Linked DNA regions of Homo sapiens: all the other regions are linked to region 2. A link is a loop called in an ENCODE intact Hi-C map of the cell type or tissue named here. Cell type or tissue: PC-3. All regions are shown on one strand. Region 1 overlaps RUNX1 (RUNX family transcription factor 1). Region 2 holds the start of LINC01426 (long intergenic non-protein coding RNA 1426). Region 3 overlaps RUNX1 (RUNX family transcription factor 1).

Evidence for each region. A loop is a pair of places that touch in the nucleus more often than their neighbours do. Peaks named below come from ENCODE experiments on the same cell type or tissue, not always from the same donor. Only the 100,000 strongest peaks of a DNase experiment are listed, where the experiment ranks them.
Region 1: a loop joins it to region 2, with 6 times the contacts of the local background. A loop is called at or near these places in 7 of 110 quality-filtered maps.
Region 3: a loop joins it to region 2, with 5 times the contacts of the local background. A loop is called at or near these places in 8 of 110 quality-filtered maps.

Annotation. Positions count from the first base shown.
Region 1 is chr21:34,790,707-34,798,706 of GRCh38, forward strand. It overlaps RUNX1 (RUNX family transcription factor 1), which reads right to left. Exons shown (of 9, transcript NM_001754.5): 9 at 1-1,904. The coding sequence ends at 1,429. Among named protein-coding and RNA genes, the nearest start is that of RUNX1-AS1, 42 kb to the right of the region's middle. In PC-3, a CTCF peak has its summit at 4,665 (motif pointing left); a DNase peak (open chromatin) is centred at 5,235; H3K27ac peaks cover 3,341 bases.
Region 2 is chr21:34,742,683-34,750,682 of GRCh38, forward strand. It overlaps LINC01426 (long intergenic non-protein coding RNA 1426), which reads left to right and starts at 3,143. Exons shown (of 3, transcript NR_038885.1): 1 at 3,143-3,334. It overlaps LOC107985515 (a long non-coding RNA gene), which reads left to right. Exons shown (of 3, transcript XR_001755016.1): 3 at 1-1,256. RefSeq lists enhancers at 3,022-3,523, 3,524-4,023, 4,230-4,524. In PC-3, CTCF peaks have their summits at 1,560, 3,016 and 3,216; DNase peaks (open chromatin) are centred at 1,359 and 3,029; H3K4me3 peaks cover 448 bases; H3K27ac peaks cover 1,269 bases.
Region 3 is chr21:34,842,137-34,850,136 of GRCh38, forward strand. The region is part of intron 6 of RUNX1 (RUNX family transcription factor 1); the gene reads right to left. All of the region lies in intron 1 of RUNX1-AS1 (RUNX1 antisense RNA 1), which reads left to right. Among named protein-coding and RNA genes, the nearest start is that of RUNX1-AS1, 9.8 kb to the left of the region's middle. In PC-3, no CTCF peak of the experiment used is centred here; DNase peaks (open chromatin) are centred at 3,805 and 4,625; H3K4me3 peaks cover 1,543 bases; H3K27ac peaks cover 2,175 bases.

The sequences.
Region 1 (8,000 bases), 48 kb after region 2:
CTCGCACAGGTGGGACCATGTTTTCCCACTTGTCTCCACTGAGGCACACAGAGGCAAATTGACTCCTCGAGGCCTGCTTCTGGTGGGCCCTTAAATTGCTATAATCGTAACCCCTAAATTCATTGATTTGGTTCCTATGTAAATGTGGCTCCCCTACACAGTTTACTTTGGCTGTGTTCTGTTACACAGCATCTGTGAAATTATCAGATGACCTTGGGGTGAGCAAATCCCTGGGCAGAAATCAAATCCTCTCCAAAGATGTAATTATTGGCACCTGCCTCAACCCTCTGGAACTAGATTGACCTTCTCTGTTTTAAGGAGGAAGTTAGATATGAGACCCTTGTTGAGCCTGGCAGAAAATTCCATACTTCTGATCCTTGGAGTGACCCTCAGTGTCTAAAAATCCTATTAAAAACGTTGCTGCGTGAGCTACTCACTTGTTTGATTAACATGAAAGGGAGTTTAATGTAAACAATACTTCTGGATAACCAAGCGATCACATTACTCATTCTTTTTTTCTAGCCTTCTTCAATGTGATACATTTAACTTTGGCTACTATCAAGAACAAAAGAAAATGTAGTACTTGATATTTTTCTTAATATAAGTACATTTAAATAATTAAAAAATTATCAACACATAAATGTCTGAACATCAAGATACATAAATATCTGGGGATTCCTTGTGGGAATACAGTAGTTAAAAATGACCCAAAGCTGTAGCTGTTTCTCAAAAAAACAAAACAAAACAAAAAAAAACAACTACCCAAAAGTCCAAAAGAAAAGTTAAATAAAACTTAAAGAAAAGGGAATCATATTTCTTTCCATGGTCAAAGCAAGAAAGAAGCAAGCTCAATTTATATATATTTATATAAACGTATATAAAAATAAAAACCACCCAAATGCAAATACGCATTTTGCAATTGATAAGGTGCGGAAAAATTAAAAATAAGAATTAGATGCCAAACAGGGCGAGTTGCATCCCTCCTCTCCCCCCACCCCAACCAAAATTCCACACTCTTTGGAATAAACAACTTGGTTAAAAAGTTAAGTCAAGGGTATAAAATCTTTCTTTTTATTCACAGCATTGCTAAATCAGAAGCATTCACAGTTTCCCTCCGGGAATCTTCCTGTTTGCTTTCCAGCGCGTCCCCTGGGTGCTGGGGCCGGCGGACACCCTCGAGGTGCGTCGCCTCGGACACCTCCGCGAGGGCCGGGGCGCCAGCAGACGGCGGCGGCGTGGGCTTCTGGGCGCAGGAGGCTGCGCGGGCCTGACCTACAGCGAGATCCTGGCCGTCGGGCGCCCTCGGCCCCAGGACGGTGGCCGGGCCCAGGGCCCGGGATCCCGGCGGGCTTGTCGCGAACAGGAGGCCCGCGCGCCCGGAGGCGAAGGCGGCGGCCCGCGGGGCCCAGCCGGGCCAGGCCTGGCGCCTCAGTAGGGCCTCCACACGGCCTCCTCCAGGCGCGCGGAGGGCGCCATGTTGGTGGGGGAGTTGCTGTGGCTGCCCTCGGCCTCCACCACGTCGCTCTGGTTCGGGAGGCTGGGGTTGAGCAGCGCGGAGCCGGTGGAGGCGTTGGTGCAGGGCGGCAGGATGCGCGGCGGCGAGCGCTCGCCGCCCACCATGGAGAACTGGTAGGAGCCGGCCGAGGCGCCGTAGTACAGGTGGTAGGAGGGCGAGCTGGCTTGGAACGGGCCTCCCTGCGCTTGCGACGAGCCGGGGTAGGGCGGCGGCAGGTAGGTGTGGTAGCGCGTGGCCGAGCCCATGGCCGACATGCCGATGCCGATGCCCGAGGTGACCGGCGTCGGGGAGTAGGTGAAGGCGCCTGGATAGTGCATGCGGGGGTCGGAGATGGAGGGCAGCGCGGGGAACTGGCGCGGGTCGCTGAACGCTGTCAGGTCGGGTGCCGCTGCAGGGCGGGCAAGAGAACGGAGCGGAAGTGAGTAGGAGGTTGCGGAGGCCACAGCTCTTCCCTCTGCCCCAGGGGGCTACCCAGGATGATACCGCCTAGGAGGATGGGAAGCCACCCAGGATGCTACTGCTGGGGAGGACGGGGACCACCCGGGATGCTACTCCCAAGAGGACGAGGATTACCCAGGATGCTATACCCAGGGGGACAGGGACCACCCAGGATGCCACCTCCTGAGATGACGAGGATCACCCAGCATGTCACCTCCCAAGAGGATGGGGACTACCCATGATGCTATGCCCAGGAGGTCGGGGACCACTCAGGATGCCACCTCCTGAGAGGACGGAGACCACCCAGGATGACACCACCTGGGAGGATGGAGACCACCCAGGATGCTACCGCCTAGGAGGACGGGGGACACCCAGGATGCTACTGTCCAGGGAGATGGGTTTCTATCAGAATTTACCGCCCAGGAAGATTGGAACCACACAGGATTGCTACCACCTGGGAGGATGGGGGCTACTGAGGATGCTGCTGCCTAGGGAGAGGGTTTCTACCCAGAATCTGCCACCCAAAAAGATGAGGTCACCCAGGATGCTATGCCCAGGAGGACGGGGATCAGGAGGCTGCTACTGCCCAGGAGGATGGTATAATATACAGTAATATAATACGGTAATATAGAATATCATGTAATGTAATATGACATGATATATGAAATGATGTAGTATAGCATAATATGTATAGTATAGATATAATGTGCAATAGTATATACTATAATATGTATAACGTATATAAAATGTTGATATAATCCTAGGGTTGGCAAACTGCAGCCTGCCAGCCAAATCTGGCATTTTTGCATGTCCCAGGAGGTAAGAATGCATTTTACATTTTTTAAATGGTTGAAAAAAAAATCCAAAAAAGAATACTTCCTGACCTGTTAAAATGACAGGAAATTCAAACTTCAGTGTCCATCCATACTTCGGAACACATCCTCACTCATTCTTTCATGTACTGCCTGTGGTTGCTTTAGAGCCACTACTGTAAAGTCAGGTGGTCAGTATAGGGACTGCAGGAGCCACAGAGCAAATATTTATTCTTTTTTTTTTTTTTGGAGACAAAGTCTCGCTCTGTCACCAAGGCTGGAGTGCAGTGGTGTGATCTCGGCTCACTGCACCCACCACCTCCTGGGCTCAAGCAATTCTACTGCCTCAGCCTCCCGAGTAGCTGGGATTACAGGCGCCCGCCACCAGGCCTGGCCAATTTTTGTATTTTTAGTGGAGATGAGATTTCACCACGTTGGCTAGGCAGGTCTCGAATTCCTGACCTCAAGTGATCCACCTGCCTCAGCCTCCCAAAGTGCTGGGATTACAGGCATGAACCACCGTGCCCAGCCCTAAAATATTTATTCTCTGGCCCCTTACAGAAAAAAGTTTGCTGACCCTCTATTTGATCAATATATTAATATACCAATAATATAAATTAATCTGTGATATTAATATAGCAGATGATAATTTGACACTAATGTAAAGGATGCACAAATATGTTACTACTAACACAATATGTTATACATAATATATATCCTAACAATATTAATATATAATAATACATTACACATAGTATTTAGGTTGAATGATAGAAAATTGCCATTTTTATAGGCCTTCGACAGTTGAAAAATTGATAATTTCCTAGTATTTAAGCGAATGCATGGCTCAGTAGCAACTGCTGAGCGAATGTCAGGGAATACCATTACCACTCCTCCTCTCCATATCTACTTTCATACTAGTTCCACAATTTTAGAAACAGTACTGCCTTGAGTTCACCTGGTATTCTCTATTATGCACTTCACTAGTTTGTTAACACAAGTAGATGTAGGACCTTGATTTATCTACTCTGTTTTTTGCACATGTGGAAATTTTACCAGAAATTGTAAAGCTTTGTCTCTAAAACTCACTTTGTTACGACTGTACATTATTTTGTTAGGATTATGGATTTACAGTTTCACCAACTGGCTTTAGGGCTGTCCTGTGGTTCACTGGCTCTCTCTGCATTTTTCTTACCTACAGGCCGCCCTTGGGAACTACGGAGGATTTGTGTATTAGGCAGGGTTCCCTATATCTGTAGATCAGAGTTTCTCAACTGTTGACACTGTTGACATTTTGGGCCAGATCATGATTTGCTGGGGTGGAGGGGGCTGTCTCGTTCATCGTAGGATGTGTGGCAGCATCTCTGCTTTACCCATTAGGTGTTAGTAGCATCGCCCGCCCCTCTTGTGACAACTCAGAATGTCTCCAGACATTGCCAGATATCCTGCGGGTGGGGTGACGGAAGCAAAGTCACCCCAGCTGAGAACCACCACTGCAGATGTAGAAGGGCACCCTGGAGAAGTTCAGGTTCCTTAGAATTATTCATTAAATGACCAGGCTAGGACTCTCCTCTTTATATCAGCAAATCCACAGACAGCAACAAACAGTAGAAACATGAATTCATTGTTTTAAAATGTGAAGTTCTCAGATCAACACACAAAATAACTCTTAAGCTCAGATGGCATGTGGCCTGTGTCCTTTTGAGTTCAGGCTGATAGAGAAAGTCGACAGAGCCAAAAGCTTGCTCTGAAAGGAAAGCTACCAAGGTGGATTAATCTGTTTTTGGAAGGCAGCGGCAGTTGATCAACTTCCTCATATTTCAAGCCTATTATTCCAGCAGGGAGAGCTAGTGTGTTTTCTCTCTCTCTCGCTCGCTCTCTCGTCTCTTCCACACCCCATCCTCCCTCCCTCTAATGGCCTTTTATTGCTCTAACACATTTTTAAAAATGAACTCCTCTGTACCTTTGGGGTGAATGTGATGAGGGGATACACTCCTCATCAGAGGTAATTAAAGTTTATAGAAACAGCCCAAGTCTGTAGCAGATCCCTTCACTAATGAGGAAACCAGGAGTCTGACTTTCAAACAAACACTCCTGTTAATCTTTTCAAAGCCAGGCAGACATGTGGGCAGGGAAAACGTTGTAAACGGACAGTGGTTCTGAGGCTGCCCTTCCTTGGCCACACTCTAGTCATTCTCGAGCCAGGCCACACCTCATTCCACAGGGTTCATCCCTGCCCGCTCTTTGGGGCCATCTGTGAGCAAGCCCTGTGTCACTTGTTTTTGCTGACATGGAGAGCTGTGACATGTTTGAGAGTTAACAGGAAGCTTTACTCCATTTTTCCATTTAGATTTATAGAGTCTACGGAGAAGCTGGGACAGGAGGAAAAGCATTAGGCAAATACAGTCAGTTTGTTGTCATCTGATGCAATACTCTGGACACAAATAAATGACTCTGCCCATTATTCCTCTTGCTTCATTTGCCCTGAGACAAAAAGGTGAATCCACTGGAAAATGAACGAAAGGTCACCCTGTTTTACAGCAATGTCTGGACATGCTCTGCCAGTAGGTTCCAACTACTACATGGTAATGTGGTGATGGTACCAAGTTACTGGAATCCAGAGTGAGTCCGTGATTTGTCATGGACATAAGTACTGGAATGATGTTATGGTCTCAGCTGTTGGGGGAAAATAGTTCTTTCACTTGTGAGGAGAACATCCAAAAGAAAGAGCTGCAATGCTGCCTGTGATCCTTCTTCTATGTACACATGAGCAACGTCATACTACAAAAGACCATCCATTTGGTCAAACTATCTTTTTTACACACATTTTGATAATACAATATCTTAGGCCTTCTAGATATGCTCAGATTCAAATGCTATATTCAAATGTTGGTTTTCATCTTTGTGTCTTGTCTCAGATCCCTTATTCAAACCCATCAGTCTGCGCAGTTCACCCATCCAGCTGTAGCTCTTCTGTCCTTTTGGCTGGCCTGGTGTCCCCTGATTCAGCAGAAGTGTGGGGGGAGTTGGGATCCCCTGATATTCACAGAGAGTTTTTAAGAGTAGGAAATCTGGGGCTTAGGAGGTCCAGGTATTTTGGTTGGAAGTGTTTTCCCATTGATGGGGCTAAATATTTGCCATGACAGCTCAAGTCTTCGCTCTCCAGCTTGACATGGATGAAAGCAGCCTCGCTACAGGGCCCCTCCTACTGCCCCCAGAGGATTAAACAACCTGAGCAGGTAATGGCTGCCTTAAAAGGAGCTTTTGCATGACTCAGATTAATGCATGCTGTCTGTCGCCCAGGTTGGCAGCTAAACATTAATTTTTTTTGAAAAAGAAAAAAAAAAGTAAACCTCTAGATGACAACTCTTTTCAGACAAGGTGTGGAGTCTGTCTGCAAAGGATAGAGAGAGAGAGACAGACAGAGTCCAAGTCCCCAGCGCAGAAGGAAGCCCAGGTGGGGCTGGGGCCGGGAAGAGGGGCAGAGCACAAAGCTGTCGGGCTGGATTAAAAGGCAAAGCAGCCACAGAGCAGTGTCAGGTTCTCAAAGCTGTCGGCCAGGCAGCCACTTTCCTTTTATGTATTCCACCCCCCTCCTGCCTCCAGGTTTATGACAACACTTTTCAGGCCTGTGCTCCAGGCTTGATTTCTCAGAGGGAGTTCTGCCAAATTGAAGAGCAGTCTCCCATACTGTTCTATGCCACTGTGAAAGCTCATCTGGAATTCTGTCCTCCCTCCAAAAAGAAAAGAATCATTCTTGGGTTCTGAAATGAGGCATGGTTTTTATCTACTTCACACTCCCATGCCATAAAATGTTCTCTCTTACTCCTTGGGTGATTGAAGTCCAGGATATTCACAAATGTAACTGTGATATGGGACTTTGGAGTGCACATGTTACTCATTCCTTTTATTTAAAAAGTCACCCTACCATCTGAACACCAGTCAGCTGGAGGAGTTGGCCCCTAGGGTTCTTGGACTATAAGGTGCTGATCTTGGGTGATGACCAAGTCAAAAGACTTATGTAATAAATTCCAAAGGATAGACCCATAGCAGGAACATTTGAAGGAGAACAGGCATTATTTCAGGTGAAGACCGTAGCCGGTGTGCAGAGGGGTGCCCTGAGAACAATCAGTAAAAGCTGACAAGTGCCTTTGTTCTTGAGGGATAAGCTTCTAGAAACCACAAGCTAAACAAGATGCCAAGATACCTGTGCTACTCTCAATGCCTTGGAGCAGAATGTACCATGAAAATATTGGCATTAATGGCCAAAAGTAATGTGAAAACCAAGCACTTAAGTTGGTTTTCCTATTTTACTGTACCACCCAAGAACACTGGAAGGCAGTGGTTCTCACCTGGGGACAGTTTTGCCCCTTGGGAAATTTGGCAATGTCTGGAAACATTTTTTATTGTCCTAACTGGGGTGAGGGGGATGCTATTGGCATCTAGAGGCCAAGGATGCTGCTAAATATTCTCCGATGCTCAGGACAGACCCCCCCCAACAAAGAATTATTTGGCCCCAAATGTCAATAGTACTGCCGTTGTGAAGCTCTTAGAAGGCATTCTGTGAAGCTCTGAACAGCAGCTAAGGCATCTGGTGAAACCTGAAGTAATCACAACTGTCTGGAAAACACAACATTACACAACATTTAAAATGGCAGACATGACTCCACTGCCCCTGTGCCTGCCCCCTAATCTGCTATAATTTGATCCCAAGAGCTGAAAAGCAAGACCCGCCCCGTTCCCCCAACACACATGCGAGTGTGTTTGCAGGCATCATAACACTGAAGTTCTCTGAAGTATTTTCACAGTTTGGTGCAGCTCCAATTTCAAAGCCCCAAACACTAAGTTTCTTCTTTTGCCTTCAACAAAGGAATTTTTCTCTGTAACTCTGATTTCCCTGCCCACGAGCAAAGGTGAGTGCCAAGCCCAAAGGGCTCATAGGTTAAATGACTAATACTTAATGAGCTCATATTAACAACAATTATGCTAACCATGACACCTGAGTTTTTCACGCTGTTCCTCTGGCCTCTGTATGAACAGCGCTTAGTTGGAATGTCTAATTTGGGGTATACAGTCGGTTCTCTATATCCGTGGGTTCTGCACCTGTTTAACCAACTGTAGATCAAAAATATTATTAAAAAAAAGGATGGTTGTGTCTGTATTAGACATATACAGACTTTTCTTCTTGTCATTCCCTAAACAATGCAGTATAACAAGTATTTACATAGCATTTA
Region 2 (8,000 bases):
AAGTCAAGTTCCTTGTGCAAGCGGGATTCGATACAGGGGACACAACCAAGAGACCTCTGAGTCCCTCCACACATCCATGCTGTGTGTTGACTTGCTTACAAGAGTCCCCTGTGTCAGAGGCTGCCTGGCAGTGGGGACATGAGCCTTTCCCTTAGAGGGAAACATGAGATTGGGCAACAAGGGTAGTCCTCAAGGTTCTACCTCGAGACTCCAGGACGCTGGACATTGGAAATGAGGCCACACCCTGGAGGAGCATTGTCGGCTAAAGCCAAACACCATTAGCGTCTGAAGGGGATGTGGGACCCATCTAAGGTATCACATCCCTGATCACCCACCATGGGGTCTGCAGCTGGAGAGGGTCCCCCCAGGAGGGGCTGGAGCGGGGAGTTCTCTGCCCTGGGAGGCAGGTCTCCTGGCCCTTCACTGGAGTGATCTCTTCTTTTCTGATGTCAAATCCTGATCTAAAGGGAGGCATCTTCCTTCTTATGGCATGGCCATGTCTCCTGTGTTCCTTCCTCAAGCCAAATCCTTTTCCACGATGCCTTCCCCTCTGAGCCCTGTATAACCCAATAGTGCAAATATTCCCACATCCCCTACCCACAACAGGGGTGAGCACATTGCAAATGTTCCGCCGGCGAATCAGCACCTGCCTGGAGGTGTTCTTGGTGTCTGCGTCCTGCCTCCAGTACAGAGGACCTCAAATCCATGATACTTCACCTGGTGCTCCCCAGGAAAGCCTGGCAGAGGACCTGACGATTCCCAGCAAGACCAAGCACTGCTGTCCAGGGTCAGCCACGGTCACTTCTCTGCAGCTGTCATCCGGGCACAATCTCCAAATATTTCTAGCCATTCAGACGTTCACTATAATCAGAATTAACGCATGTAGAACCAAAGAGCCAGACACATGGGTTCAAACCTGCCCCACCATTTACAGTGAGAGCTTAGTGAGTCACTTAACCTGTGCCTCAGTTTTCTCACCTGTAAAAAGAACATAACAGTAACAATACCATTGAGCTGCTATGCAGTGGATGAGCTTCTATATGAAAGGTGAGTGAAAAGTGTCTGGATGTGGTGGTGTCAACCTTTCCCTGGGGTGGTGGTGGCTGATCTGTGGCACCCCACATGACAATGTCTTTGCCATGGCAGTAGATGCTGTTAAATCAGGCCCTGGGTTTGTCTTGGCTTGACTTGTTTCCATTTTCAATTGAAAATTAAATGTGGATAGACTTCAGCCTGACTCGGTCTGCTCCCTGGACCTTGGCCAGTGAGTTCTGAGTAACTGCAGACAGGGTGTGGTCACCGGGATTTGGTTATTGGATTTTTTTCCCCCTGTGGTTTTGGGCAGGTTGCTCCATGACGGGCAGCTGTATCGTCTTAGAACCGGACTTTCCGGGAGAGCCTTTGGGTCACTCTGGGCGTCAGCTGGAAAGGGCTGCTCTTGGAGCAAGCTCACTGGCCCACAGGAGGAGCTGCCTTCTTGAACTGTCACCCTGAAGCCAACCAAAGTCTGGGCAACGCCAGCTCCAGTGACTGCCGCTCCATCTCCTAGGCAATTTGCATCGCTGTTTCTGTTTGTTAGGCCTTGACCATTCCTTTGTTGTCATCCTGCGCTTCCCTGGCCATAGGCCTTTTCCCAGCCCCACCACGGCATGCCCACCTGTGCTTGGGGAGGGGCGGAGGAAGGAGCCCCAGCCAGCCATGTCCCTGTTTCGTGCTCCAGTGACCACTGCTATGAGGACTTTCCCACTGGCTCAGGCTCAGTTAGTCGAGCTGGTGTGCCCCGCTCTTAGCTGTTCCCCAACTCTCCTAGAGTGTGCTAATTCTGACCCAGCTCTCCCAGGTGGAGGATGCTTTTCAAACATGTCCTTGGGAACCTCTGCAGACCCATTCCCAGCCCATTCTCCATGATTCCAGGCCTGGCCAGGTTGAAAACTTCTGTAAATTAAAACTCAAATAAAGAGAGTATAGCTTGGGCATACCTTTTGCACATGCATATATATGTATGTGTGTGCATGTGTGTGTGTGCATGTATGTGTGTGCATGTATGTGTGTGCATGTGTTGGGATTTTTTATTTTTTAAATTTATATTTATTAAAAAAATTTTTTTTGAAACAAGGTCTTCTTCTGTCTCCCAGGCTGGGCTGCAGTGGTGTGATTATGGCTGACTGCAGCCTCAAACTCCTGGGATCAAGCAACCCTCCCACCTCAGCCTCCCAGAGCACTGGGATTACAGGTTTGAGCCACTGCACCTGGCCTATTTAAAAAGTTTGTCTAGAGCAAAAAGTCCCTAGACCTGCCAGTCCAGGGCACTAAATCACAAGAACACCAAGGCCAAACAGGCTTGAAGTCTCCAGGCTCCTCACTGGCAAACTCTACTTCCTGATCCCTTAGTGGGTTGAGGTGCCAACAGCCCCCTGGGGAGGAGGGGGTTGCATTATGGCCGTGGAGAGACTCTGAGCCTTATCAACGGTGTGGGGATGACACCCTTTTCGGAGCACTTTGTGAGGCTTTGTGCCATGCTGGGCGCTTGGCGTCAGAGACAAATAGAATCAATAACTGTGCAAAAAAAGTTGCCAGATAATTTATCCCATTGGCACCGAGCCTAGAATTATAATCAGATCTTGACTTCTTCAAAGCCTTCTTGCTTTGGATTTTCCAAATCGAAAATAAATATTGGGGGCAATTACCTTTCCTTAGTTCTCTGATGTATGAAGGGGAGTTTTCATCTATTAATTTAAGAACCCTCTCATTTCATTCGGAAGGTATTAGCCCATGGAACTTGTTAACTTAATATCAACACAGTCTGTCTAGGTTTTGACTGAAAAGAGAAAGGGGTTGTTATGCTCTAGGTTAATATTTTCCTCTCTTTAAGAAGTCTTGGGTATGCCAGACACTTCTCGGACAAAAACAGCTGTTTTCTTCCCATTGCTGAACGCATTGTTTGTGCGAGTTCACTTACTTGCTATACTCAGAATATCCTCCAGGAGTCAGCAAATCCCAACCTCTGGACGTGGCTCAGGGCCGCCCTGCCCATTGCTGAGCTGATTTGGAATTTGGGCCTGAGAGAGGAAGTGATTATTGGATGACAGGCTGCCTCCTAGGGGGCTTCTCTGGGCTTGCCATGAAAGCACTTCCGGAGGAAAAGCAGAGCTCCATCAGTCTCTTTTGGAGAGCTGTGAACGTGACCAGACCTATTAATTACTTAACTGAGGTGCTGAACTTTGAAAATGAAAGTTCCGGTGGGGAGTTCTGTCCTTTCCAGCCTGGGGAGCTCTGTCAGGGCTCTCCTGAGCGTCTCTTTCAGCTTATCAAGCTCGCTCGGGGACCGTCTCTGGTAAGTACAGGCAACCCCTCCAGCCAACCCCTCCACCCTGTGGGCCGGGGAAGTGTCTCATCGTTGAATCCACTTGCAGGCACTTCCTTGATCTCAAGCCCCACCACGCTGCCCCCAGAGTCCCAGCGAGTGGCTCAGTCACACTGGTGCGTGCCTCTCACCCGCTCTGACCTCGTCATGGGGTCCCCGAGGTGCTGGTTCATGCAAGGCTCTGTGCCTAACCAAGCTAAACACGGTGGGGCTGGGAGCAGAGGCTCACACCTGTAATCCCAGCACTTTGGGAGGCCAAGGCAGGTGGATCACCTGAGGTCAGGAGTTTGAGACCAGCCTGACCAACATGGTAAAACCCCGACTCTACTGAAAATACAAAAATTAGCCAGGCGTGACATCATGCGCCTGTAATCCCAGCTACTCGGGAGGCTGAGGCAGGAGAATCGCTTGAACCTGGGAGGCGGATGTTGTGGTGAGCCAAGGTCGTGCCACTGTACTCCAGCCTGGGTGACAGAGGGAGACTCCATCTCAAAAATAAATAAATAAACAAACTGGTACAGTGCCCTAGTGGCTTTGTGGCTCTGGCTGGGGGAGGAGGGTGGGTTGCATAACTGAGCAGCACCTCCAAGCACGATACCAACACTGCCCAGGGCCTGGCAGAGTCTACAGCTGGTCCTTATCCATGAAACTGGGGGTGAGGGGACGGGGACTGGCGGGGGGACAAATCACCTGCACAAGTGGAACAAAGATACAGGAGATAATGACAGCAAATGGAACGTAGAGTTGATGCGTTCATTGACAAAGAATTTCACACCCTGCATTATCTCACTTGAGCCCCATGAAGAGCCTGTGAGGTGGCTAGGGATGTGGAAGGAGTAGATAGGAGAGGCACAGAACAGGGGAAGGAAGGAGTGGGGCTGGGAGTGAGGACCAGGAAGGCAGAGCTGGCCCCTGGACAGGAAGAAAGCCCAACTGCCTCCCTCCCTCCCATCTGCCCTCCTGCCTGCCCTTTTCCAATAAGATGGAAATGCTGAAGGGGTTAAAAAGACAGCATTCTAAAAGCTGAGATCCTAAAATTGTGACCTCCCCTGTGATCTTAGCCTTCGTGTCAACAGCATTGAAAATGAACCTTGGTCGGGCACGGTGGCTCACGCCTGTGATCCCAGCACTTTGGGAGGCCGAGGCGAGTGGATCACCTGAGGTCAGGAGTTCAAGGCCAGCCTGGCCAACATGGTGAAACTCTGTCTCTACTTAAAAAAAAAAAAAATTGCCGGGCATGGTGGTGGATACCTGTAATCCCAGCTACTTGGGAGGCTGAGGCAGGATAATTCCTTGAACCCAGGAGGCAGAGGTTGCAGTGAGCTAAGATTGTGCCACTGCACTCCAGCCTGGGCAACAAGAGTGAAACTCTGTCTCAAAAAAAAAAAAAAAGGCAAAAAGAAAATGAACCCCTGGGAAAGTAGGCCTTGACCACTCTGCTGCTCTTATGGAGTTCATTCTTGGAGATGTCGTGAATAGATCTCCTTTGCATCCAGATGGAAGAGCAACAGGAACATTATTAAGAAACTAAAAATTCTAGATTCATTGGAAAAGGCTTTGAGAGAGAAGGGACAGGGAAACCCCTAATTCCACCTCCCTGAAAACAGTGTGTTTTCCTCTCCTACACCAGGGCCGTGTGTCTTTCTGTCTACGTGGCCCAGCCACATTTGTAGCCCGTGGCCTGATGGAGCTCTGATGAGTCAGTTTCATGTCATTTTTTTTTTTTTTTTTCAGAGAGAGAGTCTCACTCTGTCACCCAGGCTGGAGTGCAGTGGCATGATCTCGGCTCACTGCAACCTCCGCCTCCTGGGTTCAAGTGATTCTCCTGCCACAGCCCCTTGAGTAGTTGACGTTACAGGCACCCACCACCGCACCCAGATACTTTTCGTATTTTTAGTGGAGACGCTGTTTCACCATGTTGGCCAGTTGGTCTCGAACTCCTGACCTCAAGTGATCTGCCTGCCTTGGCCTCCCTATGTGCTGGGTTATAGGCGTAAGCCACTGTGCCCTGCTTCATGTCATTTTTAAAGAGCCCACACAACTCCTGTAGCTGCATTACGACAACCTCAACGGCAAGACCTCGACGTGATATTACTCCACGTGAAAGTCTAAAAGGCGCTGAGCACAGTGCTCTGCCAATGGTGTGTCTTCCAGCCTCGCTTGCTGAGAGAACAGATGTGCCGGGGAAGAAATGGACAAAGCTGGGAAAGGAGTCTAACTTCTTCAAAGCGGTTGGGCACCGGTGAGGCTCTTTTGGTTACAAACCACAGAAATGGATTCTGGTTTATCAGTTTAATCTCGGTGTAACTAAAAGTGGGAAGTACTGGAAGGAGACGCATTTCATGGGCTCAGAGGTGACCTTGGGGCACTGAGTTGGCCCTTCTGTGGCCAGGTGTCCCTCTCTCGGGGACCTGCCTTCCCATGCCCCAGTCTCAACTCTTGGTGTCTGTCTAATCTCAAACTCCCAAGAGACTGGATTGGATTAGATCAGTGTGGTGTAGCAAGAGGCACTGTGTGTGTGTGTGTGTGTGTGTGTGTGTGTGTGTGTGTGTGGTGTCATTAGGGAGATCTCAGAGAACAACCACCTTGGCCAACTTGTCTATCTCACGCCAGACGTTTTCACCCATCGTTCTGTCCAACCCTACATAATCCTGCCAGGGGGCTATCAGTTTTTTGTTTATGTTGAACGCTAAACTCAGCAGGAAAGAACACTGCTTTCTGGGATTTTCTTCATTTAAACCTCTATTGCCTATGAGAACAGTGTATTTTCTTTAAGGGCTACCAGGTTTTCTATTAATAGAAAATTAAAAAAATAGTGAGAAGTACCAAGAACAAAATTAACATCACCCATCATCCACCATTCAGACAGAAAAATGGTCCCCTTTGACTGATGTTCATCAGCTATATAAATCTCTACACACACACATATACACCCATACCTACTTTGAAGTAAAAATTATGAAGAGCACATTGTTTTGTGACCTTTCTCTTCACGTGCCGTGTTCTCCATTCTGTTAAATATTCACTTCCATCTTTTTAAATGGGTGCTTAATAAACTTTGACTCATACATGTTGCAAAATTTGTTTAATCAGCCCTCCATTGTCGCTTATTTAGGTGCTTCAAATTTTTTGCTGTTATTAGCACTGAAGTGATAATCATTCTGGAAAAAGTATCTTTATACATCTGTTGGATTCTTTCCCCAGGATAAAATTCTACAAGTGAAAATGCTGGGTTAAAGGATGCCCATGAAAACATTTTTAGATAAGCAGAATCCAATGCTCTTCTGAAACATTGTACCATGTGTCTTCTCCACCCAAGGGAACACTCAGTATCACTTAATTACAAAATATTTTTATAGTTTATATGAGAAAAATGACATCTCATTACTTTTTTTTTTTGAGACGAAGTCTCGCTCTGTCACCCAGGCTGGAGTGCAGTGGTGCGATCTTGGCTCACTGCAACCTCTCCTTCCTGGGTTCGAGTGATTCTCCTGCCACAGCCTCCCAAGTAACTGGGATTACAGGCATGCGCCACCATGCCTGGCTAATTTTTGTATTTTTAGTACAGACGGGGTTTCGCAATGTTGGCCTGGCTCATCTCGAACTCCTGATCTAAGGTGATCCGCCCCCCCTCGGCCTCCCAGAGTGCTAGGATTACAGGCGTGAGCCACTGTGCCTGGCCGACATCTCATTACTATTTAATTTTTTTTTAATTTTACCTTTTGTGAAGATACAACTTACAGAAAATGCACTCATGTTAATTGCACAACTCAATGAATTTTTGTGTATAGAGATGCCCATGTAACCACTACCCAGATCAAGGTACAAAACATTCCCACCACTCCAGAAGGCTCTCTGTGCCCTCTCCCAGCTAATGTCCCCCGATCAAAAGTAATCTCTATTCTAGGCTTTTTCACCTTGGAACAGTCTTGCCTTTTTCTGACCCTCATATAAGTGGAAATGTACAATATCTGCTGTTTTGTGTCTGGCTTCTTTTGCCCTGTGTGATGTCTGTGAGATTCACCTGTGTTGGTGTGTATTGGTATTTTTCTCATTCTCATCGCTGGGTATACCTCACTGCATGGATAAACCATTCCTCTGTGGAAAGATATTTTGGTTGTCTCAGTGTGGGGCTATTATGCACATTCTTGTAATGTCATTTGGTAGACATGAACACCCACATCCAAGGAATATGTGCCTAGGAGAGGAGGGGTTGAGTCAGATTGTATATTTAGTTTTCGTAGATACTTCCAAATCTTTTGTCTAAGTGGTTGTATCAGTTTACACTCCCACCAGAAGTGCATGTGAGTTCCAGTTGCTCTATATCCTTGCCAACACGTTGTATTGGTAGTCCTTTAAATTTCACATATTCTGTTTGGTTTTGTGTGTGTGTGTTCTTATTTTGTATTTTTATGATTGCAGGTCAGGTTGATCATTTTTGTTCCATGTGCATTGACTATTTGGGTTTCTTCTTTTTTGACTTGCTTGTTTCAGAAGCTTTCTATCCTTCTTTTGTATTGGGGTGATTGTATTTCTCATTGATTTTAGGAGTTATTTGTCTATTATTACGACACTTGGTTATGTGTGATGCCAATATATATGTGCTTTTGTCTAGAGAAAACAATGCTGAATGCTC
Region 3 (8,000 bases), 99 kb after region 2:
TACAGAAAAACTTCTTGTTGAGAAAAAATACAATATCATAACTGAGCAGTTTCATGAGAATTGTCTCATTAGAAGTTGAATCAGTCCGGGCCTGATGGCTCATCCCAGCACTCTGGGAGGCCGACACAGGCGGGTCACTTGAGGTCAGGAGTTCAAGACCAGCCTGGCCAACATTGTGAAACCCCATCTCCACTAAAAATATAAAAAAATTAGCCAAGCATGGTGGCGCGCACCTGTAGTCCCAGCTACTTGGGAGACTGAGGCAGGAGAATCTCTTGAACCCAGGAGGTAGAGGCTGTAGTAAGCCAAGATCGCTCCACTGCACTCCAGACTGGGTGACAGAGGGAGACCTCTCCAAAAAAAAAAAAAAAAAAAAAAATTAAATCAATCAGGAAAACTCATTTATTTTCATAGTGAAAAATCAAAAAGAATAGGTCAAAGGCTCTTTTGCTGAGTTGAGAGTGGCACTCTGACATAAGCAAAGTCCACCAGCTTCTCCTGTTTCTTTGTAGTGAGTACCCTCTCACACGCACACACAGAGAGACATACAAAAACACAGATGGCACACATGCACACACATACACACATACAGACATGCATGGACAAACATACACACGGACACAGCCATACACATAAAAACATACAGATGCAGCTGGGCGCGGTGGCTCATGCCTGTAATCCCAGCACTTTGGGAGGCTGAGGCGGACAGATCATGAGGTCAGGAGTTCGAGAGCAGCCTAGCCAGTATGGTGAAACCCCATCTCTACTAAAAAATGCAAAAAGTAGCCGGGCATGGTGGCACGTGCCTGTAGTCCCAGTTACAAGTAAGTGGCTGAGGCAGAAGAATTGCTAGAACCCAGGAGGCAGAAGTTGCAATGAGCCAAGATCATGCCAGTGCACTCCAGCCTGAGCGACAGAGCGAGACTCTGTCTCAAAAAACAAAACAAAACAAAATATAGATACACATGGACACACATGTATAAACACACATACAGACACACATGGACATATACACACAAACACAGGCATGCATGTAAACACATACAGACACACACATACACAGACACCTGGACACACACACAGATATAAAACACACATGGGGATACACACATATAAATACACACAGACACATGTACATACGTCACACAGACACATATATTAAGACATGCACAGACACACATACACATACAGACACAAACCAGGACAGACACATATATACAGACGCACACACACATATACATATATCACACAGGGACACACATGCATATACACACAGGCAGATATACAGACATGGGGACACATATATACAAACATACACACATACTGACATACACACATATACACATACATACATATACATCCATCACACATCCATACATCCACTCACACACACACACCGTTCTGTGATCGCCCTCAGGACATGGGCCAAGACAAGTGTAGCAAGCAACAGTCAATGGACAGGAAAGGCTGGCCAACGCCAAGGCAAGATCAACAACCAATACAACTTCAAGCCAGAGACGCACACAGGCCTGCCCCTCCCCAGCCCCCCTGCACCATGCGCCCAAGACTCACGGGACAAAAACCCAAACAAAACTCTGCTCCCTGAGTCCAGGGCTCATTGCCACGAGCAGTGGAGTTTTTCGCCCACTCACATGAGACTCGGGCCTCTCCTAAAAGCAGAGCACTCAAAATCTAAATCTGCCATCCCCGGTCGCCAGGGCTCACTGTCCATTTCTGTCTGGTGACTAAGGAGGTAACTTGAGCTCAGGGCAGAGAAGCCACCTGCTGGCTTTTGCTCTTGACCAGAGGTAGCCCTCTGTGGGGGAAGTGGAGGCAGTTTCTTAAGAAGGGTGCAGACAGCTCCCAAATTCAAGGTTTTTCTTCTTCTACCAGCCTATAATCCCAAATATTAGCAACCCTCCCTAGGTTAAGGTCTTATCTCAAGGAAACCCCCAGTTACAGCGTAACTGAAAAGTAACCAGAGAGTGGTAACCACCAGTGACATGGATTTGTTGATCAGAGTAGCTCCTGCCCAGGGACAGACTCTAAAGAGAAGGCGACTTGCAGAAGAGAAAGAAAGTATTGGTGGCGGGTGGCGCACTATGGAGATATGAGCACTGACTCACAGAACGCTGCCTGGAGCTTCTGACATGGCTTTGGAGTTCAGGCATCAGCAGGGCTAGTCCTGGGGTAGACAGGCAAGACCTGGGGGCCAGGAGAAGAAGATCCAGGAGGCGCACACACACTGCTTGCGTGAGCATGTTACCAGCACTGAGGCTCTCCACACTGGCCTCCTAACCTCCCTGCAGGAATCTCAGTTCCCCTCCCGCAGCAGCAGATCTCATACATAATGGGCAGAGACACTGAGCATGTTTGGACAGGACCGAGGTAAAGGCAGGGCCCTTCCAAGGTTGGGTGATGCCTCCATAAATGCTGGACAAATAAATGAATGAGTGAGTGAGTGAATGAATGAATGAGTGAGCCCCTTTCCTGGACTAGATTTATTCTGGAATGCTCATCCAGCAGTGTGGAGGATGATCTCTCCTCCTCTGTACTTCTAAAAAGAGGGAAGGAAATTCCCTCCTATTTCTAAAAGCCCTGCCCCCTGGGCCTCGGGGACTTTCCCAACAGCAGGGGAACAGCATCTGACTCTGACGCTCTCTCCTGTCACAGACGCCAACTGAGGTTCTAGGCTGGCCTTGCAAAGCCCTTGGACAGATGGCTGAGCAGGTCCTGGCTGGTACAGAAGGACAGGGTACCCTGGCCACTCACAGCTCCTGAGTACTCACTAGTACAAAAGCCAACCGCAGCAAGTTGTTTTGAACAGAACGTTGACCCTCCCTCACAAATAAGGCTTCCGGTTGTTTGTGTCATGACAGCCTCATTCAGGCATCAGGCTCACTTCTATGCACTGTTGTCCACGTGCCAGAAGCAGCCACCTGCTGAGAAGGGCATCTGTGAGGAGGGAGACCTCTTCTAAAGTTACCTGAATGGGCAAGTGGCTGTTTGCCTAGACTCCCACAGAGCACAGCATGGTGATGAAGATGCTGGTCCCACTGTCTGCCAGGTAACATTGGGAGGGAAAGTTCTGTTTATTCCAAGACACTAGTGCCTCCTATTCACCTTGGTGACCACATTTGAGCCAGTTAGGAAATGAAGGAAGGGAAGGTTCCATCCTTGCCAGGGATGGAGACAGGGATGGAGGGCAAGGATGGACGCCCAGGACAGCCTTCTGTCCGGCAACATTCCCCCTCCTCAATCCTTTCCCGATTCGAAAGGTACACAACTTCCCCCTGGCCTGTCTACCTTGAGTCTCTGCCTATGGCTGCCTGGCCTGGTGAGACCAGCCTCCCAGCTCCTCTGTGTTACGCAGGCAATAGGAGAGCTGCCTTTTCAACAACTGTTTTGAACTTTCCTCTCCTTTTAACTCCTTCAACAGTCCCTCTTCTGTGTGAACACTCTGGTGTGTGAAAGCAAGACCTCAGCTCAGGGAGACAGCCCTCATAAACTGCCGCAGATTACCCTGTCTTTTCCCAGCCGGAGGGGGACCCCGCCCCACTCCCTTCCCAGTCTCTTCCCCACCCCCAACTTTTTTTTTTAACCACTTCTGCTTCCTTCATTTTCTCAGCAGCTGCAGCGGAGAGATATAGTAAAGCTACTGTATAGGATTTTGAAAGCAGGGCCTCCAAGAGCTTTCCAAACTCCACACAAGCCAGTTATTCTCTGCCTTGTTTTCTTTGGCTTCAGGTTAGTAACACAGAATGAGTCAAACAGTATTAACTTTCAATAGGGAAGTGGTGTGGTCAACCAAAGCTGTTTGCGGCTAGATTATGAAGATAGGTAGGGCAGGTAATGCAGAATAGCCCATAATACTGTGAGGAGGCAGAGGAGGGAGGCGGCCCCACTCAGAAACACTCCAACAATTAAGTCAACAGAACTCACACCATCTTTTTTTAGTTGGCTGAGGAATTAACACCAAGGTCTCTGACCAGCCAGCTTTGGGAAGTTGGCCATAATGGGGCTTGGACAATTGAGTACTTTGTGGGTTTAAGGATGTCTTTTTTTTTTTTTTTTTTTTTCAAATGTTGCCAAAGTCATGGGAACTCTAGTTAGGAAGATTTCCCCTACTTAGAGCATGTCACTCTGGCGTGGACCTTCATTCATCTCTTTCCCCGGCCTGGGGTTGATCCATTCTCCCTTCTTCCCCCTTCTCCTGCCCTGCCCCCACCTTCTCAGTCACAATCTTTGTCTTCCCAGTTTGGCAGGACATCCCAGGGGCCCCTGGGCTTTCCTTCCTGAGGTTAGAAGATGGTGCTTTGAAAGAACAATTGCTCCTACAACCATCAAATCAAACTTTTAGAAGCTGATAAAGACCTTAAAAATCATTCAATCTCCTCTTCTTTCTCCTTCTGTAGATGAGGAATCTGAGGGTCTAAGAGGAGACATGAGCTGCTGAGATTGACTGAGCTAGCAGGGCCAGACATAGACTCCACGGGCAGGCCCGCAGTCTTTCCACCAGGTCAGGCCACTCCCTCGCCCAGGGCTCAAGATTCCTTTTAGAGTTCAACAGAGCAGCTCCCGAGAACAGACCAGCCCTCAAGACTCAAATTTCAGTGGTTTCCAGTTCTTTCTCCCTGCACTCAGCTACCTATTTATTTTGAGACTGGCTGAATCACCCGAAGAATAGAACGGGTTTCTCTGAAGCTGCTCCCGGCAGCATGTCAGCAAATGAACAGGACAGCGAGCTGGCCTCTGGAGCCTTGGAAGATTCTCACCTCCAAGCAGCTGCAGTTTTTGACTCGTCCTGGGAAACTGGCACTGAGACTCAGGGGTGTAACATTTCACCTCCCTGAAATCAAATCCAGAAATCTCAGGCGAGCAGCATATATAAAAAGCCACAGGGGAAAAAAGGAATACGGACTCAGCAACTCTTAGGTGCTCTGAGCCTCTTCCCAAGCCTTCTGGTTCTGTGAGCATTTCATTGAAAGAAAATGGAATAACAGAGTTTTAGAAGAAAAACTGTATTTGGTCTTGCAAGAGAAAAGTATATTCATATAAAACTCAGTTCTCAACTATTTGCCAAGGTTACTTCTTTTGTTTCCAACATTTAAAAAGGGTATCTAGTTGTAGGTAGAGAAAACATTAAGATATGTGAATGGAAAAAGGTAAAATTTCTAAAAGTATGGATTCACAGTGGGGTCTGATTTAAATGTTTAAATTTTTTCTCTTTAATTTCTTCTCACCAATCCTGAAAGACACGACGAGATAATATCTACTTTCAATAAATCAATTAATTTTATTTAAAATCCCTAAGATTTTAATATAGTACATGCAAAACAATAATAGATTTTCTATTTTTTAATTATCTAATTATATTTATATTATCTAATTGACAGACTACTTAAAAAGCACATTGATATATATTATCTCAATGTGTCCTCAAGAACCCTGTGCAGTAGGCAGAACTCATAGTATTATTCCCATCTTATAGATGACCCAGGGGAAGCTTCTAGATGCTCAGAGCTTTGCAGGTCACACAACAGCATAGGTGCTTCATGTTAAGAAGCAGAACTGCATTTTGATAAAACCTTTAATTGGAAAAAGATCACCTCTCCCTCAAGGAAGTAGGGCAACATGGTTGACAGGGTTATGTTTCAATGAGGAATACATTTGTTGAAGCCAGTTCAGTGATGCAGTAATTGGAATTAATAATAGGTAGTATGGAAGGAAAAGAGAAAAAGCCCTTATTGTACTGTATTGTGAGGGCCAAATCTGCCAAGCTTTTTTTTTTCTTCTTTTTTTTTAAGTACTTGGCAATGGTAAATATTTGGCCCCCACTTGAACAGAATTCCATTTGTTTCCTCTCATAAGGTCTTTGGGACATGGTCAAGGGGCCTACCCGTCTAGAGCATGTGCTTTAATAATAGCAGCTAATATTTAAGGAACACTTCTGTGCCCAGCACGGTGCTATGCCCTAACATGAATTATTTTATTCAATCCGCACAATAATCCCCAACAGAGGGATATCATACTCCTGGTTTTATACCCAAGGAGGCTGAGGGTGGGGAGGTTAATCTGATCCCGAAGGGGAGGCCAGGCTGAATCAGGAAGCCAGCTCTGGAGCTTCGCCATCAGCCACTGCTCCAGCTCGCCTTTCAGGCTATCTCTTTTAATCCTCACATCCCCTAGCAAGAGAGGTATCATGCAGTCCATTCTACAGATGGGAAAACTGTGAAACGCAGTTTTAGACTTGAAGCTCCAAACTCCTTTCTCGCTCACCGAGGCTACCTGAGCACCCTGGTTCACTTTATTTTTTGAGACAGAGTCTCACTCTGTCACCCAGGCTGGAGTGCAGTGGAGCAATCTCGGCTCACAGCAACCTCTGCCTCTCGAGTTCAAGTGATTCTCCTGCCTCAGCATCCCGAGTAGCTGGGATTATAGGCGCCTGCCACCATGCCCGGCTAATTTTTGTATTTTTAGTAGAGACGGGGTTTCACCATGTTGGCCAGGCTGGTCTCGAACTCCTGACCTCAGGTAATCGGCCCACCTCGGGCTTCCAAAGTGCTGGGATTACAGGCGTGAGCTACCGCGCCCAGCCCCCTGGTTCACTTTTGAAACACTGGGCTATGCCTGGCGAGTAGTGTCCGAGAGGCGCGTGGGACGTGGCTCCGCATATTTCTCCTAGCTCTTTCAAATGAATGAACTGGAAATATCATACAACCACTTCAAAGGTAAGTGAAAATAAGGTGGTACCAGGAAAATATTCAAAGGGCCATAAATCTATGTAGTATCTAGGAACTTATTTCAAATGTTTACTCTTTATTTTAAATAATCAGAATATGACTTTTAAGCCATGGTGAACAAAAACAAATACAAAATCAAACAAGTATCAAATGTTCGACATTTCAGTATATGGAAGTACACTGAAAGATTTCAATAGCAGTCTGGGTTTTTGTCAATAATTGCTTTAATGGAAACTAAGTATATGTATATCATGAAAGTACCAAACCAATGTACTGCCTTTAAATAACTTTCTAGGGGTCTTGAGAGTTGGCAGATTGATTCCATTGTGTTACTTTTTGAAAAGGCAAACAGAAAAGAACTTTGCTTTGGGTACATATATATATATATAATATATATATAATATATATTATATATAAAATATATAATATATATTATATATATATTATATATACTATATATATTATATATAGTATATATAATATATTATATATACTATATACATAGTATATATAATATATTATACTATATATAATATATTATATAGTATATATATTATATATATACTATATATTATAATATATAGTATATATATAATATATATTATATATATATATATTAGCTTGGCTTTCACCTATGAATGTGAATCCAGAATATTTGGCTATTCATGACAGCAAATTTTACCAGTGACACGGCATAATTTACACATAGAAGTTGATGAAAATATACCATGTGTCAATCATACTATAAAAAAGGAATTTCACATCCAACTAAATGTCACTGGCTTGTGATATGTCTGATAATATAGCCATAATGTACGGTAATAGATTATACCTAATTTACCCTTTCTGTATTGCCAACTTTTCATAATTAATACTTTGATAGCAAAAAAAAGCAAACCTTCTCTAAAAGTTGCCTTTAAAGGAAAAGAATATGCGATGAACAGGAGAACACAGAAATTGCCTATCAGCTCAAATGAATTTAAATGCAGATATGGTGTAAGGGGGTAGCTTTTACTTATTTAAGCTAAACTGGAATTATTATTATTATTATTACTATTATTATTTTGGTGGTAGTAGTGGAGTTCCATGAGACCCAGTGTATCAAATTCTTACTAATGCCTTTCCTAGTTACATGGCTTACAGGAAAAAACAACAACAACAAAAAAAACTGAAGCCTTTGAGAAAACTCAAGGAGAAATTTTTCAAAATGAAAAATGGAAAGTGGCTAGGGTATGAGAAAAATTCTAAATCTACCTG